Regions from separate parts of the Homo sapiens genome. Here regions 1, 2 and 3 are each linked to region 4. Evidence: chromatin contacts called from ENCODE Hi-C or POLR2A ChIA-PET data. All regions are on one chromosome and are shown on one strand. Each heading gives the region's core, a stretch centred on a gene start or an enhancer-like site at or near the end of the contact. The rest is flanking DNA. Distances are from core to core; before and after follow the strand shown.

Region 1 (3,628 bases), core at 689-3,188, 2.1 Mb after region 4:
CCAGGTTAATTTTTGTATCTTCAGTAGAGAGGGGTTTCACCATGTGGCCAGGCTGGTCTCGAACTCCTGACCTCAAGTGATCTGCCTGCCTCGGCCTCCCAAAGTGCTGGGATTAAAGGCATGAACCACCATGCCTGGCCTATCCTTGTGTTTAAAGTCGCAGTTTCCAAGATCCTCTCCATGACCATGTTAAGTGAGGATTTACTGTATTTGCATATACTGTATTTGTAAACTTCCCGTTACTTTCATCTCTAGATTGCTTATAATACCTTATACGATGTAAACTTTAAATCATCTCTACATTGCTTATAATGCCTTATACAATGTAAATGCTATGTAAATATACTGCATTGCGTTTTATTTTGTATTATTTTTATTGTTGTTGTTGTTTTTTAATGTTTTCCACCCAGGGCTGGTTGAAACTGAGGATGGGGAACCCAGGATACAGAGGGCCCACTGCACATCATATATCATACATAGTACATTATATATGTATTATATATGTATATAAAATGGCTTGATATTATTCATTTATGTAATGAATAAAAACTTAGGTCTGAAAATCATCCAAAATAATTCTGGTACATCTAAACATTGAGTTGTTGCGTTTTTCTTTATTGGAGGGGGAGTTAGAATAAGTGGTGCTTTGAGGTTAGCCATAGTCCATCGTGGATGAACATTTGCTAAAGAAAATTGTTATTAATTCAATAAATCATTTATCTACCTCTTGGTGGCACAAAGGGCCTAGTAAATTTTGGTGGGCTATTTGCTCTTAAGCAAAGAACAATCTGTAAAGCTGATTTGGAGGACGCTTGGGAACAAACGAGAGGCAACCACGTGAAAGGCAACGTGCATGTGACTTTCACAGAAAATACTATTTGATGATGATTTAGTACGTGAAGTGCAGCTAGGGTAAAAGGAAAATCTGAGTGTTGCAGATCAAGGGCACCAGGTGGGACGCAGTTGGCATGCAAGCTCAGCCAGCCAAAACATGCGCTGTCAAACCAATCACTTGGGATTACAATGTTTTGGTTTTCAGGAAAGGTTGCTTGTTGAAGCAGCCAAATTCCAGCCTGGAGAGACAGAGTTGAAATTTTAAGGAGACTTTCCCAAGAAGTATTTCGATATCTTTTCCGACACCCTGAGAAGATCACGAGGCGCCAAGAATGCACGCCCTGCGCCTCACCCCAACCCCTCTCTCAGCTACCTGGCCCCAAAACCAGGCCTCTAAAATGGATTAGAGAGGTCTGGGGCCTAAAATTGGCCTCGGAAGCGTTCTTTTTCCCTCTTTTCTCCACCCCTTCCAGAGTTCAAAACTGGGTGTGCCCTCCCTTTTCCGAACGCAGCCCCCATCCGAAGGGCGGATCCTGATTCCCGCGGGCTCAGGCCCCCGCAGGTTGGCGGGAGCCGGTGGGGGCGGGCCGGCCGAGTCCGGGGGAAGCAAAGAGAACGCTGCCGCGCGCCCCGATCAAACTCGCGCCGCCACCAGCTCACGAGCTGCGCCCCACCCTCTCCGTCACCGAAGAGGCCCAGCCAATGAGCGGGCGAGAAAGGCCGGGCCTGCGAACTAGGCACCGGGAGGGAGAGGGCCGCAGGGGGAAGGGAAGTCGAGAGCTCGAGGGCGGGCTGCTCTTGATTGACAGCTCGTTCGAACGAATCCTCCACGCGGCTTTCCTTCGCTCTCTTTTCTACTCATCCCTGCTCTTCGTCCCACCTCCTCCTCCTCCACCCCTCTCCTCTTGCCTTTCGACCCTCCCCACTTCCCCTCCCCCACTCTGCGGGCAAATCGCTGCTGAAAAGAGGTAGGGGCCGAAGCGGCGGGCTCGTGTGGAGCCGTGAGGCGGGATTGACTGGCGCTCGGGCCAATGAGAGATAGGCTCATGGCGCGGCTGTAGCTGGAACTGACCAATAGGAGGGCGGGCTGGGGGCGGAGGCCCAGGTTCCAAACGCTCCGCGGCGCCATGGGCTGAAAACTCAACCGAGATGGAATCTCCCAGTCTGAACCGGTTTCAACCGGTTCCGAGTTTGAGGCACTAGGAGGAGGGGGAGAAGCGGCTGCAGCGGCCGCGGCAGGAGCAGCGGGAGCTACAGCATCAGCAAGAGCAACAGTAGCTACAGCCCCGGCGGCGGTGCCTGTTCCAGTCTTTGCTGCTGCAGTCCGTGCAACCACCCAGAGGGGGAGGGGGGAACCACCAGTCGCTGAGGAACAAGAGAAGGGGGGAAAGTTTAGGCGAGCCTTGGGGGGGGGGGGGCCAGCGCCGGAGCCGCGTGAGAGAGGGAGCCGTGTTTTGGTAGGGGGGAGTCGGACTGCAACTGGCAGCAGAGCGTCTCCCCGGCCGTGTGGACTCTACACCCCCTACTCCTGCCGCTTCTGCTGCTGCCTGTGGCTGGAGGGTCCCCCTGGGGCTGAATCTTTGGGACTTGACCCCGTTCCCTCCCCCTTCCCTCACTCCCCAGCCGGGCGGGAGCATTTATTCCCCAGATTAATTCCCCTTTTGGGGGGGGGCGGGTGTGTGTGTGTGTGTGTGTGTGTGTGTGTGTTGGGGGAAGCGTCCCTGAAATAGTAAATATTATTGAGCTCTTTTTGCCCTTTTCCTGTCCGTTTTTTTAATTTCCTTTTTTGAGGTGGGAAAACTGAAACCCACCTTGATTCGTCCCCTCTCCCCCCTCCCCACCTTCCCTCGCCCTAATCCCCCAACGAGGAAGGAAGGAGCAGTTGGTTCAATCTCTGGGTAAGTCGACTGTGTCTTCGGGGCCGAGGGTCGGGCGGCGGCGCGGCCGGGCGGGCGGGAGGAGGCCGGCGTGGGGCGCGGCGGCGGCGGCCGCGGGAAGCGAGCCCGGGAGGCGGCGGGCGGGCCGGGGGCGCGGCGGGCCCACAGCGGAGCCTGCGATTGAATGGAGCCGCTTTTGCCGCTGGGGGATGGAGGCGGGGAGGCGGCCTCGGGAGGGGAGCGCTTGCTGGGTCATTCGCGTGTGCGGGTGGCGGTGGAGGAAGGCGAGGAGTGTGATAGTGAAGCGGGGCCCCGCGCGGGGTGGGAGGGGTTCCCCAGCCCCTGGGGCTGGGGAGAAGTTGGGGTGATTTCAGGAACATCTCTGTAAATTATTAGGAGTGGAAGTTTCCAGAAATATTTAGTGCAGCAGCATTGAAACGTCCGCCTGCATCACGTGGCCCCCTCGGTGGAGAGCTTGGGATGGGGGAGGGAGGGGCTGCCGACTCCCTGTTCCTCCAGCAAGGAAACTCGAAAGCTCTCCGGTTTTGCAGAGTGGCATGTGAAGTAGGAAAGATCAGTTTTTCAGGGGCCTGCACATGGGATTCCGTCTTGTAGTTCCTTTTCAGGGGTTTGAATGTGATAAGTTGGTTAAACCATTTACTGTTGGCCTTGTACAGTGGAGGATGCCCTGATTCTCCTTCATTCCGATGTCTGTGAGTTTGGGTTGGGTGGGAGGAAGTGGTGTAGTAGAGGAAGCATTCAGTACTGGCTCAGCCCGGACCTCCTCTGATCACGCCGAGGCCATGCTGCATAGAGAAAGGGGCGGTGAACTTAAGGCGCCTGGTCTAAATGCCTCCTCCGAGTAAGGGCGGGGTGAGTGCGTGCTCCTGTGTGCTATAGTTAGAAGGGCTGCAAAT
Region 2 (3,528 bases), core at 122-2,621, 2.7 Mb after region 4:
TAGGAGACTTTCTTGCTCTGCAATGTTTCTTACAAACTTATTCCCCCCCAAAGGGAGAGATCGAGCATTTATTAAGGGAAAATATATAGTCACATAAGTGATAAAGTTGTATTCATTCCTACTCATTATTTTAAAGCTCGGATATTCTAAAACTCCTCTTTCCCCTTATTTCCAGCGAGGAGGAAGGGGGATTCAACGTCTCTATTCGTCAGATTAGGAACCTTGAGCTTTATCTCACAGTAAAAACTACATTTTTTTTTTTTTTAAATAGAGACAGGGTCTCCCTCTGTCGCCCAGGCTGGAGTGCAGGGGCGCGATCTCGGCTCACTGCAACCTCCACCTCCCAGGTTCAAGCGATTCTCCTGCCTCAGCTTCCCGAGTAGCTGGGATTACAGGCGCGCGCCACCACGCCCCGCTGATTTTTGTATTTTTAGTAGAGACGGGGTTTCACCATGTTTGCCAGGCTGGTCTCAAACTCCTGACCTCTGGTTATCCACCCGCCTCGGCCTCCCAAAGTGCTGGGAATACAGGCATGAGCCACCGCGCCCGGCCTACACTTGGTCGAAGCAACATTAACACTTAAAATACCACGGATTTTCTAATTCGTGTTAAAATACCACGGATGATTTTTAAAGCCGTGACACATTTTGTACAACTGTCAGTACAAGGGGGATCACCTCTTTGCATTTGATGAAATTAAACTAAAAAGGGGGAGAGAGCTTGCCCGAGGTCTGAAGGTTCCTCATTCCTGTTCTAAAACATAAAACCACCATCTTCAATACATATACATTTTTAATGAGAACTCTTCGTCCTCCTTTGGTTCGCTTATGACTTCCCTAATCCTAAAATCAAGTCGTTGGGAATTTCTAAGGTTCCTGCTATGACAACAGGATCGAATTACAGAGCGTGGCTTGGATTCTGCACGCAAACCCTGAAGCAGGTAACTTTTTTAAAAGCTGACAATTTTACCATATGAGATTTTAAAGACAGAACGCGCCCCAGCAAAAACTGAGCTCCCTAAACTCACTGCGGCAGGACCCCCTTCAGAAGAGCTCCTTTCCCCCGGCCCAGGCCCGCGCCCCATGAACACTCACCGGAGGCCATGGCTCCGCTCCCCGCACCTTCCCGCAGGCAGCTCCCAGCGTCCTGGCCGGAGGCGGCCGCAGTCAGTCAGTCAGGAGGCCGAGGGACCTCTGCCGGCGGGGCCCCCAGTCCCCCGACCACCCTAGAGGCCTCCTCCTTCTTCCCGCCCTCCGCTGGGTTTGCGGCTCACACCTTCCCAACCCCTGAATTCTTGCACCCCGGGTCACCCAGCGTCGCCGTCCACCGTACGGGAGCCAGGGGCAGGGGGCGGAGCGGGGAGAGCCGAGTGCTGGCCCAGCCGAGAGGCGAGCAGCCTGGCGGGAGGGGAATTTCCCGCGGCTGACGTAGGCCCGACGCAGCAACCCTCACCCGGAGGCGTGGGCGGGGCGACCTCGCGGCCGCCGCGCGCGCGACCGCCCCCAGCGCCCCGCCCCTGCCTGTCCCCGCGCACGCTCCCCGCCGGCCCCCACGCATACGCCCCCGGCGCTGCTGCGGCGGCTGGCTTGGGAGGGGGTCGAGGGAGCGGGAGCTTGGGGTGGGCTTCGGGAGCGCAGGGAACGGCGGGAGCCGGGAGGTGACGGCTAGCAGCGTGAGAAGGCCGCTGGCTCCTGAGAAATCCCCCTCCTCCAGGTTGTTCTTCCGAGTGTGGTTTAAAGTTCAGGAGCGGGCGGGAGGGTGCGGATGACGTAGAGAGGGCCGGCCGCTGGGGAGCTTTTGGGGGCGCGCGGGGCCGACTCTCCCGGCCTGGGAGGGCGACGGCCGGGGTTTTCGAGAGGTGGTTCCCCCTCTTCCCGACTTCGCACATGCAAATCTCCACCCCCGCGCCAGCGGCGGGACGTTGCGCCCTGTAGGGGGAAGTGGTGCTGCGGCGGGGGTCCTGTCTTCTTCTGTAATTCCTGTATTTGCATACGGGGACCCCCCCCCCGACTGATTTTTTTTCCTCCATCTAAATTGCGAGGGTACTGTGAACTTTACGTATTTTACCTACTGAAACCCGTTTAAACTCAAAAGGTCCGCACTTGGAGTTCGTTGTCTCATTAGGCAGTGCACTGAAGTTTAGTGGACACTATATCCTGAGATTTCACACAGATGCCAAGAAAGGCGGAAATGGAGCACACATTTAGTGCATTAAAGGACCTAGGATAACTTCGTTTCCTTCATTTGAATAGTACCTGCTATGCATCAGATAATGTCCATACTTAATCTATGACGTATTTATTATTCCTAACTTTATAGATGAAGTATTCGGGGTTCAGAGAAGTTACTTCAACATACAGTACTTCAGAATGCTGATAAAAGGCACAGTTTAAAGCCAGGGTTGTCTGACTCCAAAGCTCCATGCCCTTGCCCCTGTCCCTTACTAGTTAAAATTAGTACGGAGAGGTAATGGGGAATATCAGCCTGCCATACAAGTGCCCAAAACTGGGGGACCCATATGGGCAAATAATTTAAAATATCCTGCCAACCCCAAACTGTTCTTTCCACGAAATGCGCAATGTACAACAAAAGAATGAAACAGTTTTATTATTGGATATGTACTAAAACGTACCATGATGCACATCACAGGCAATCCACTGAAGAGAGTGCAAAGACCAAAAAAAAGGAAATCTCACCTTTTCATATGGTCAGGCACGTACAATCCATTACATACCTATTAATTGTCTTTATCCAAAGGAAAATAATGGGAAGTTATCTTGGAACCAAGAGCCAAGGCTTAAACCCTCCTAGAGACAGAAACATGGAGCACCATCCTTGATGTTCACATTTCCAAGAGATGGCTCCGAGGCCCGCAAGAAAGACCTTCTGAGGACGCAAAACTAGCAAGAGGCTTATTTAGCTTTTTAAAATATGTACATACATTTCAAAGAGACGGAAAACATTTTCAGTTCTCTGAAGGAATTTCAAAATGAAAAGTGACTGGGGGAGAGGAAAGTTCTGAGGAGGTGACATTTGAGCTGAGTCCTCAGTTTAAGAAAGAGCCGGCCAGGCGCAGTGGCTCATGCCTGTAATCCCAGCACTTTGGGAGGCTGAGGCAAGTGGATCACGAGGTTGGGAGTTCAAGACCAGTCTGGCCAAGATGGTGAAACCCCGTCTCTACTAAAAATACAAAAATTAGCCAGGCGTGGTGGCGGGCGCCTGTAACCCCAGCTACTCAGGAGGCTGAGGTAGAGAATTGCTTGAACCTGGGAGGCGGAGGTTGCGGTGAGCCGAGATCATGCCACTTGCACTCCAGCCTGGGCGACAGAGCGAGACTCCGTCTCAGAAAAAAAAAAAAAAAAAAAAAAAGGCCATTCACAGGGAGATTCAGGGAAAGAACATTCCAGCTGGGGGAACAGCAGGCAGCAGGTCCTTGAGATAGGAAAGAGCACAGTCAAGAATTGTCCCTCATCCTCATGACCTTCAAACGTCTCATCAAACATTCACTTTCATGTAGTTGAAATGCCT
Region 3 (3,571 bases), core at 687-3,186, 2.5 Mb after region 4:
ACTTTTCATACCACACAATTTGGGAAGCATGTTAGAGCACATAGTGCGTTGTTGTTGTTGTTGTTGTTAAGACGGAGTGGCGCTCCCTCTCTCATCAGGCCAGAGTGCAGTGGCGCGATCTCGGCTCACTGCAACCTCCGCCTCCCGGGTTCAAGCGATTCTCCTGCCTCAGCCTCCCGAGTAGCTGGGACTACAGGCACGCACCACCACGCCCAGCTAATTTTTGTATTTTTAGTAGAGACAGGGTTTCACCATGTTGGCCAGGATAGTCTCGATCTCCTGACCTCGTGATCCGCCCGTCTCGGCCTCCCAAAGTGCTGGGATTACAGGCGTGAGCCACTGCACCCGGCCAGGGCGTTTTATTATAATTTGTTTGGGCCTTGGTAGAAAGCAATCTAAAATGGAATTCAGGGCAAGGATCTTCCCTGAGAGCTCATTTCTCTTCACTTCCAAAAAGATTCATTTAAAAGTTCAAAAATATTACCCACGTCAAACACTTAAAAGCTTACATTTCAAATGTGATACTAATTTATGCTATACATGTTTAAGAGTACTTTAAATCATCCAAATGAGAAAAAAGTTTTTCTGTTGACTTTCTCTTTATACAACTGTACTAGGCAAGGGAAGACCCCCCAGCATTAATTCTAGTTAAATGAATGTCCAAGAAATCAGAGTCTGAATTTAAGTATAAAAGGCATAGCATTGATGGATAATCCTTAATAAAACATAAATTATCTCGAAATAGCTGTTATAGTGCACCTCATTCAGGAAAGTATAAATTTATCAAAAACGGTGACAAGAAAAAGCTCAAAGTTCAAATTACTATGAAATCCACTCCCATTCATAAAATATCAAAATCTTGACAATATTTAAGGTAAAATACGTTATTTACCAAAAATAAAAATCCAATATGTTTAACAGACTTCATTTTTTAAGAACATACTTCCCCTCCCCTCCCCGACCCCCTTCTCTTGGTTTATGTATTTAATATACATGTATTAATTAAGAAGACTAGTCTAAGTCACTTCCACACCAGATAGAGGTCTACAACAGGAATCTGATATATTTTTTTCTTATTTCAAATAGAAAAAAAAGCTCTTGGAGACAGAGACGTTTTCCCTTAGCCAGTGGAAAGATGGGAAGAGAGGGGGCCCCGTGGGGCAGGCAGGCAGGCAGGTCAAAGGCCTCTGGCCTAACAGAGGGCGGCGGTAACACCGAGTCATCCCGGACCGGGAAGAAGCCTTGTACCCAGGCTTCCTGACTTCTGCACACACAGGAGATCGGAGTCAGCTGGAGGAGAAAGTAAAATCACATCCCAGAACCGGCATGAGGTCAAAGCCAGTCAAACCTTGGGCCCGGAGGCTCACTACGCGGCGCGTCCTCGGGGCACCCCCAGACCTTCGCGCCCCGCTCCCGCCCGTGGAGGCACAGAAACTCCAGGGGCGCAGAGCGGACAAAGGCGCCGGGCAGCGGGAGCGAGGCGGGGCAGAGGCCCGGGGCGCGGCCGGGCGCGCAGAAGCTGGGGTTCCCGCCGCTGTGCGCGGGCGGGACGGTCTGCAGGGACATGGACCGGGCGGGTGACGGGACGCGGGCCAGCTGGCTGCTCGAGGCGCGGCCGGCTGAGGCTGTGCACGGGGGCGTTCGGGGGCGTTTGGGCAAGTGGGACCCCGCCCGGGGTGGGAAGCCGCGGCGGGAGCCGGCTGGCTGTGAGCGGTACCGCCCCATGCCGCACTTCCCGCCCCGCGGTGGGCACCCGAGCCCCCTCGGCGTCTCGCTCACCTCCACAGGGCCGCGGCTGCCCTCGCAGCGCCTCTGTTACCTGCAGTGGTCGGCACCGCCCGCGCTCGCGCCCTGAAGCTGCCGCTACCGAGCCCGCAACCCCGTCCGCAGCGCCTCACACCCCGCCCCCGCCCGCTTGCAGGCGGCTGCGGAGACTAGCGCCGAGGGGTGGGGGAGCCGCCGAGCCGACGCCGCCCGGCCAATCGCGGGCCAGCGCCGCAGCGGCGGAGCCAATGAGCGCCGAGCCCCTGCCGGGCGGGAGGGCACCGGAGGGGCGGCGGCGGCTGACTGTCGCCTTGCCTTGCCTGCTGCTTCTCCTTCCTCCTCTGGCATACACTCCCAGGCTTGTCGCAGTGCAGCGTCCCCACCCTCCCAGCGTCTTGTCTCTTAGCAACCAGATCCTAGGAGCCTGATCTTAGGTGACCAACCCTGAGTCCAGAAGAAAGGGGGATATACAGGAGATAAAAGATTAAAGAATGGATGAAATTGTTCTTGGTGCAGATCATTTGGTACACCGCTTAGGTAGAGCGGAAAGATCGCATGATGAGGGACACCGAAAGTATCTTTTAGACCAAGGTCTTTGGGTAAGGACCTGAAGTGTCTTTACCAGGAGGTAGCTCTTTAAAAATGTAAATAGCTCTGGATTACAAATTCGGTTTTCATACATTAATAGGGTGTGTGTGTGTGTGTGTGTGTGTGTGTGTGTGTGTTATTGTGAGGAACACTACTATTGGGCATCTAGTAAAATGCAAACGGCTCAATATTGTAGGGTAACTGCTACATGTCAACATTTCTATCTAATTTCCACTTGGTCTATTCTGAGAACCAAAATTAAATGTTAGGATTAGAAAGAACAGAAAAAGTAAAGCCTTAACCAAATGAATAATTACTACGAGATCTGATGATTAAGTAGAGATTAAGTGGTTCACTGTACAGAATGTCAGGAGTTTTTACCAATTGTATCATCCTGTGACTTTCTGCAGATCTTTTACGATTTTTGTTCCACAAAGACATTAAAGTGGCTGGGTGCGGTGGCTCACACCTGTAATCCCATAATCCCAGCATTTAGGGAGACCAAGACGAGAGGATTGCTTGAGCACAGCCTGAACAACAAAGTGAAACCCTGTCTCTACCAAAAAAAAAAAAAAGTTGTTTTTTTTTTAAGTTAGCTGGGCGTGGTGGCCCCAATGAGCTATGTTTGCACCACTGCACTCCAAGCTGGGCAACAGAGTGAGACCCTGTCAAAAATAAAAATAAAAATAAAGTTAGGCAAGTGTCGTATCATAAGATGTTAGGTTAAGTCAGGTAAATTCTTTTTTTATTTTTTTGAGATGGAGTCTTGCTCTGTTGCCCAGGCTGGAGTGCAGTGGCACCGTCTGGGCTCACTGCAACCTCCACCTCCCTTCAAGCGATTCTCCTACCACAGCCTCCTGAGTAACTGGGATTTACAGGCGCATGCCACCATGTCCAGCTAATTTTTTGTATTTTTAGTAGAGATGGGGTTTCACCATGTTGGTCTTGAACTCCTGACCTCAGGTGATCTGCCCGCCTCGGCCTCCCAAAGTGCTGGGATTACAGGCGTGAGCCACCATGCCCAGCCAGGTAAATTATTATTATTTTTTTTTTGGAGACAGAGTTTCGGTCTTGTCACCCAGGCTGGAGTGCAATGGCGCGATCTTGGCTCACTGCAACCTCCGCCTCCCTGGTTCAAGTGATTCTCCTGCCTCAGCCTCCCGAGTAGCTGGGATTACAGGCGTGTGCCACCACACCCGGCTAATTTTTGTGTTTTTAG
Region 4 (3,383 bases), core at 323-2,822:
CAGGCAGAGAGAGTAATGCCCTTGCCTTGAAAACGTGTCTTTTCAGGTTCTGGGAAATTTCCAATTCATTCAAACATTTCTCCACATTCTCCAGCCGTTTTAGTATTTTGCAGATAAAGTAGGAAAAACAGTCGCAACTATAAATACAAGCCATTGTATTGATAGTATGAAGCGATTTCTCTGAGTTTGATGACAAATGTCACCTTCAAGCAGTACGCAGATTATTCCTACGCCAGAGTTCCTTCACCAACTCTCCCCCTCCCCCTCTCTTTCAGCAGAGACAAGCGATGGAGATGCAGGTTACCCAGGTCTTCCATGACAAAATGGTTACTCTGTTACATTTAAGAGAGGTGCTTCTGGAATTCACAATATACAGTTCAATAAAGAATATTTGCAGTAGTTATTTAGTTAGTGATGCTGTCACTTCAATATATCCTGGCATTACAAAAAAGGTCAATGAACGGGTTCCAAATAACATTTTGAGAAATTAGATATGGCGGAAACACGTCTGCTGCAAACGCAGATCGTAATCTGGAGCACCTGGTAAATACTACCTTTCCAGCTTTTTGCTTTCAAGGTCCCTGTGACAAAAGCCGTTATAAACACTGTGGGCAAATGAGGAGAAAAAGGGGTTAGGACCCAACCTTTCCCTCCCATCGCAAACCTTATCGTCCTTATCAAACACCGTAACGTCCTTTGGAAAATAGCTGCAGCGTCGCATTTTGTCCTCCCGTCATGCAGCAGGATTAAGATCGCTCCTCTCCCAGGACAACTACTTCTCCAGAGTCCTCCTAAGAGCGCCCCATACCCCGCAAGGTGGAAATCAATCCCTTCCCATTACTGGGTCACTGCGGCAATCCCCAGAAGATGAGTCCGAGCTTGCCAAAGGGCGCGAAGGACAGTGCCTTGCACAGCTGCCTCCCAAAAGTCCCTAAAGTGCAAGAAACCCCACTCAAGGGCGCGAGGGCCAGAGGTGGGCAGGAACCCGGGGCCCACACTCACCATGATTGAAAACTGCGGGGACAATTTCAACAACTGCAAAATGAGCCTCAGAGAGTCAGGTCACCTCTACCGCGGAACTGACTCGGAGAGGGCGAGCGGTGTTAGCGAGAAAAGGCTCCGCTCCCGACGCGGCGCTCTCTGGGAACTGTAGTTTACGCTGCCCTGGTTGTGGCGCAATCTCCAAAGCATTTCCTTCAAGTGTTGAACTACACTTCCCGATACCAGAGGTTTTTTTCAAGCTCTTCTCACTGCGCTCTGCGCCGATTGCAAAGTAGTCCCTGAGGATGAGCCCCTGTGATTGGAGGACGACAACAAACGGATGGTTTGGGCTCAGGAGGAAAGGACCTGCCTGATGGAGCCCGGCAATTGGCGGGAGAGATAGCGTGTGTAACTCTAGGGAGGGGAGAATCACCCCTTAGCGACATCACCCCCACGCGCGTGACTGAGACTGCATCCTCCCATGAGGGTAAACGTGGGAGGTAAAGAGACCTTCCGCTGCGTAAAGCTGGATCGACCCGGAAACAAAATCTTTTAAAAAACGATTGACACTCTGGAGGGGCGGGGGAATTGATAAGTTGGGACGACCGGACAGCTTCTCAGGTTGCTAAGCGACGAGGCGGGAGCGCACGCACACCCTGGCTGCTTTGTAGCACCTGAGGAAACTGTGGCGGCGGCGGCGGCGTCCTGGAGACCCAAGAGACCAAGCGAGCGTGTCGCTCCCTCTCGGGTCCGAGGACCTAGCCTAGGAACCTTCTGCCCGGGGTAGTGTCTGGTGATGAGGCGAGAGTTTTGCTGGGACGCCTACTCCAAAGCGGCCGGGAGTCGCGCTTCTTCCCCACTCCCGAGACAGGTGAGCCCTGGCCCGAGGGCAAGGGGTTTTCTTTTAACCTTAGGATCCGGAATGCGGTTGGTGCGCCGTCCCGCTTTGCTTTTATCCGCTGTGCGGATGCCTGCAAGCTCGCCGGTCCCTTTTCTGAGCGGAGTATGAGGGCTGTGGGAATGCAGCTATTTTGGAGGGGGTGGTGCCCTGGAGTAGGTGCACCCCCGACCCCAAATGGAGCTCTTCCAGAGTTATATCAAAAATATTTATTGAGCATTTACTTTGTAGGAGGTGAGCCTCTCCCTTCCAGGAGGTCACAGTATACGGTTCTAATTTGCTCTAAGCCCTCCGTGAATGTTGAGTTTTGTCCATTCCCTTTTGGAAGAAACAGGATGCGCCTTAAACCATCTTGAGTCTTAAAGTTATGCCAAACAGGCATTTCTAAGGAAAGACTGGCGACTGAAGGGGAGACACTGGTTGTTTAGTCAGTCAGTCTCAGCTGGTAAAACAACTTAAGAGGTTCTCTTTAAAATTAATGCTGCCAAGAGAATTGCTGTGCTTTTTGAAAGCTTGTTTCTTGTGGATGTTAAAAGGAAGATATGATGCTCGGGAGTAGCATACACAGCATATACGTAATGAAAATGAATAAAACATCTCTATTAGATAACATTGTTAGAACTTCCGTTTTTTCTCTGTCACTGATAAATGAATGCCAAGTAATATCTTTCAATTTTTCTCTATTTCAGTTTGGAGGATTTGCTATTTTTGGAAAGAAATGTAATGCTTTACTTTTAGCATTTATTAATATCATACCTGAATGACTCTCCTTGTATCTCTTTATTCATTTGGCTCTCAGACAACATACTTTCCTGGTTTTCCTCTTTTGTTACTGGTTCTCAGTTCTGCGGAGTTTCTAAATTTTTTTTAGTTGTGATCTCTTAACATTGGGGTGCCTGTATTCTCTGTCTATACTAAATCCCTCAGTGAGCTAATTCATAAGTTGCATCACTTCAAATGCTACTTTTAATGTCAAAAACTCTCAAATTTATGTGTCTAGTCCTGAATTAGTAGGTGTGCATTATTCTCAAACCTAGGTTCTCTGAGTTTTACTTTTTACTCTGAGCAGTTACGAAAAATTTCTTCCATTATCCTCCTAAATGAATTCTTCTACTAGCTGCTAACAGAAAGATTTTTCCATGTTGTTGTCCTTAAAAATATCATGATTTTACCTAATGTAAATGACGAGTTAATGGGTGCAGTACACCAACATGGCATGTATACGTACATATGTAACAAACTTGCACGTTGTGCACATGTACCCTAGAACTTAAAGTATAACAAAACAATCTCATGATTTTTGTCCTCGATTTACAGTGAATTTTACAAGGGAGACTTTTTATAACCAGAATTCTCACTGCAGTCCTATAGCAGGACAGGACATTCCCATACTCCAAGAAGGCCACAAACATGTAAGCCCCCGTATTCCCATCCAGTCCAGATATACAGAATTGAAGTCACCTGTGTGGTAGTTCACGGGCCTTGTTCTGTTTATTGCTAGTTG

Evidence for each region. A loop is a pair of places that touch in the nucleus more often than their neighbours do. ChIA-PET counts read pairs that join two places held with the same protein, here RNA polymerase II (POLR2A). Pooled maps may share reads with other maps.
Region 1: a map of CD8-positive, alpha-beta T cell shows a loop between it and region 4 (14-fold over the local background). The contact joins the promoter of XPO1 here to the promoter of WDPCP in region 4. A Hi-C loop is called at or near these places in 4 of 168 maps with a recorded cell type or tissue (CD4-positive, alpha-beta T cell, CD8-positive, alpha-beta T cell and naive thymus-derived CD4-positive, alpha-beta T cell), 1 of 37 single-sample maps with no recorded cell type and 18 of 50 pooled maps. POLR2A ChIA-PET finds 5 or more read pairs at or near these places in 4 of 52 experiments (CD4-positive, alpha-beta T cell, CD4-positive, alpha-beta memory T cell, naive thymus-derived CD4-positive, alpha-beta T cell and 1 more).
Region 2: a map of naive thymus-derived CD4-positive, alpha-beta T cell shows a loop between it and region 4 (11-fold over the local background). The contact joins the promoter of REL here to the promoter of WDPCP in region 4. A Hi-C loop is called at or near these places in 1 of 168 maps with a recorded cell type or tissue (naive thymus-derived CD4-positive, alpha-beta T cell) and 10 of 50 pooled maps. POLR2A ChIA-PET finds 5 or more read pairs at or near these places in 1 of 52 experiments (CD4-positive, alpha-beta T cell).
Region 3: a map of CD8-positive, alpha-beta T cell shows a loop between it and region 4 (6-fold over the local background). The contact joins the promoter of SANBR here to the promoter of WDPCP in region 4. A Hi-C loop is called at or near these places in 2 of 168 maps with a recorded cell type or tissue (CD8-positive, alpha-beta T cell and naive thymus-derived CD4-positive, alpha-beta T cell) and 7 of 50 pooled maps.

Annotation. Positions count from the first base shown.
Region 1 is chr2:61,536,666-61,540,293 of GRCh38, reverse strand. XPO1 (exportin 1) reads left to right here and starts at 1,938. Exons shown (of 25, transcript NM_003400.4): 1 at 1,938-2,732. RefSeq lists enhancers at 596-1,385, 1,954-2,213, 3,308-3,367 and a silencer at 1,324-1,463.
Region 2 is chr2:60,879,417-60,882,944 of GRCh38, reverse strand. REL (REL proto-oncogene, NF-kB subunit) reads right to left here and starts at 1,371. Exons shown (of 10, transcript NM_001291746.2): 1 at 1,095-1,371. The coding sequence starts at 1,104. It overlaps REL-DT (REL divergent transcript), which reads left to right and starts at 1,631. Exons shown (of 3, transcript NR_033980.1): 1 at 1,631-1,713. RefSeq lists an enhancer at 959-1,628 and a silencer at 1,237-1,776.
Region 3 is chr2:61,064,236-61,067,806 of GRCh38, reverse strand. SANBR (SANT and BTB domain regulator of CSR) reads right to left here and starts at 1,936. Exons shown (of 22, transcript NM_001129993.3): 1 at 1,780-1,936. RefSeq lists silencers at 1,337-1,396, 1,407-1,756, 1,787-2,156 and enhancers at 1,046-1,545, 1,546-2,047.
Region 4 is chr2:63,586,666-63,590,048 of GRCh38, reverse strand. WDPCP (WD repeat containing planar cell polarity effector) reads left to right here and starts at 1,572. Exons shown (of 18, transcript NM_015910.7): 1 at 1,572-1,852. The coding sequence starts at 1,778. MDH1 (malate dehydrogenase 1) reads right to left here and starts at 1,086. Exons shown (of 9, transcript NM_005917.4): 1 at 1,003-1,086. The coding sequence starts at 1,005. RefSeq lists enhancers at 1,056-1,375, 1,887-2,407.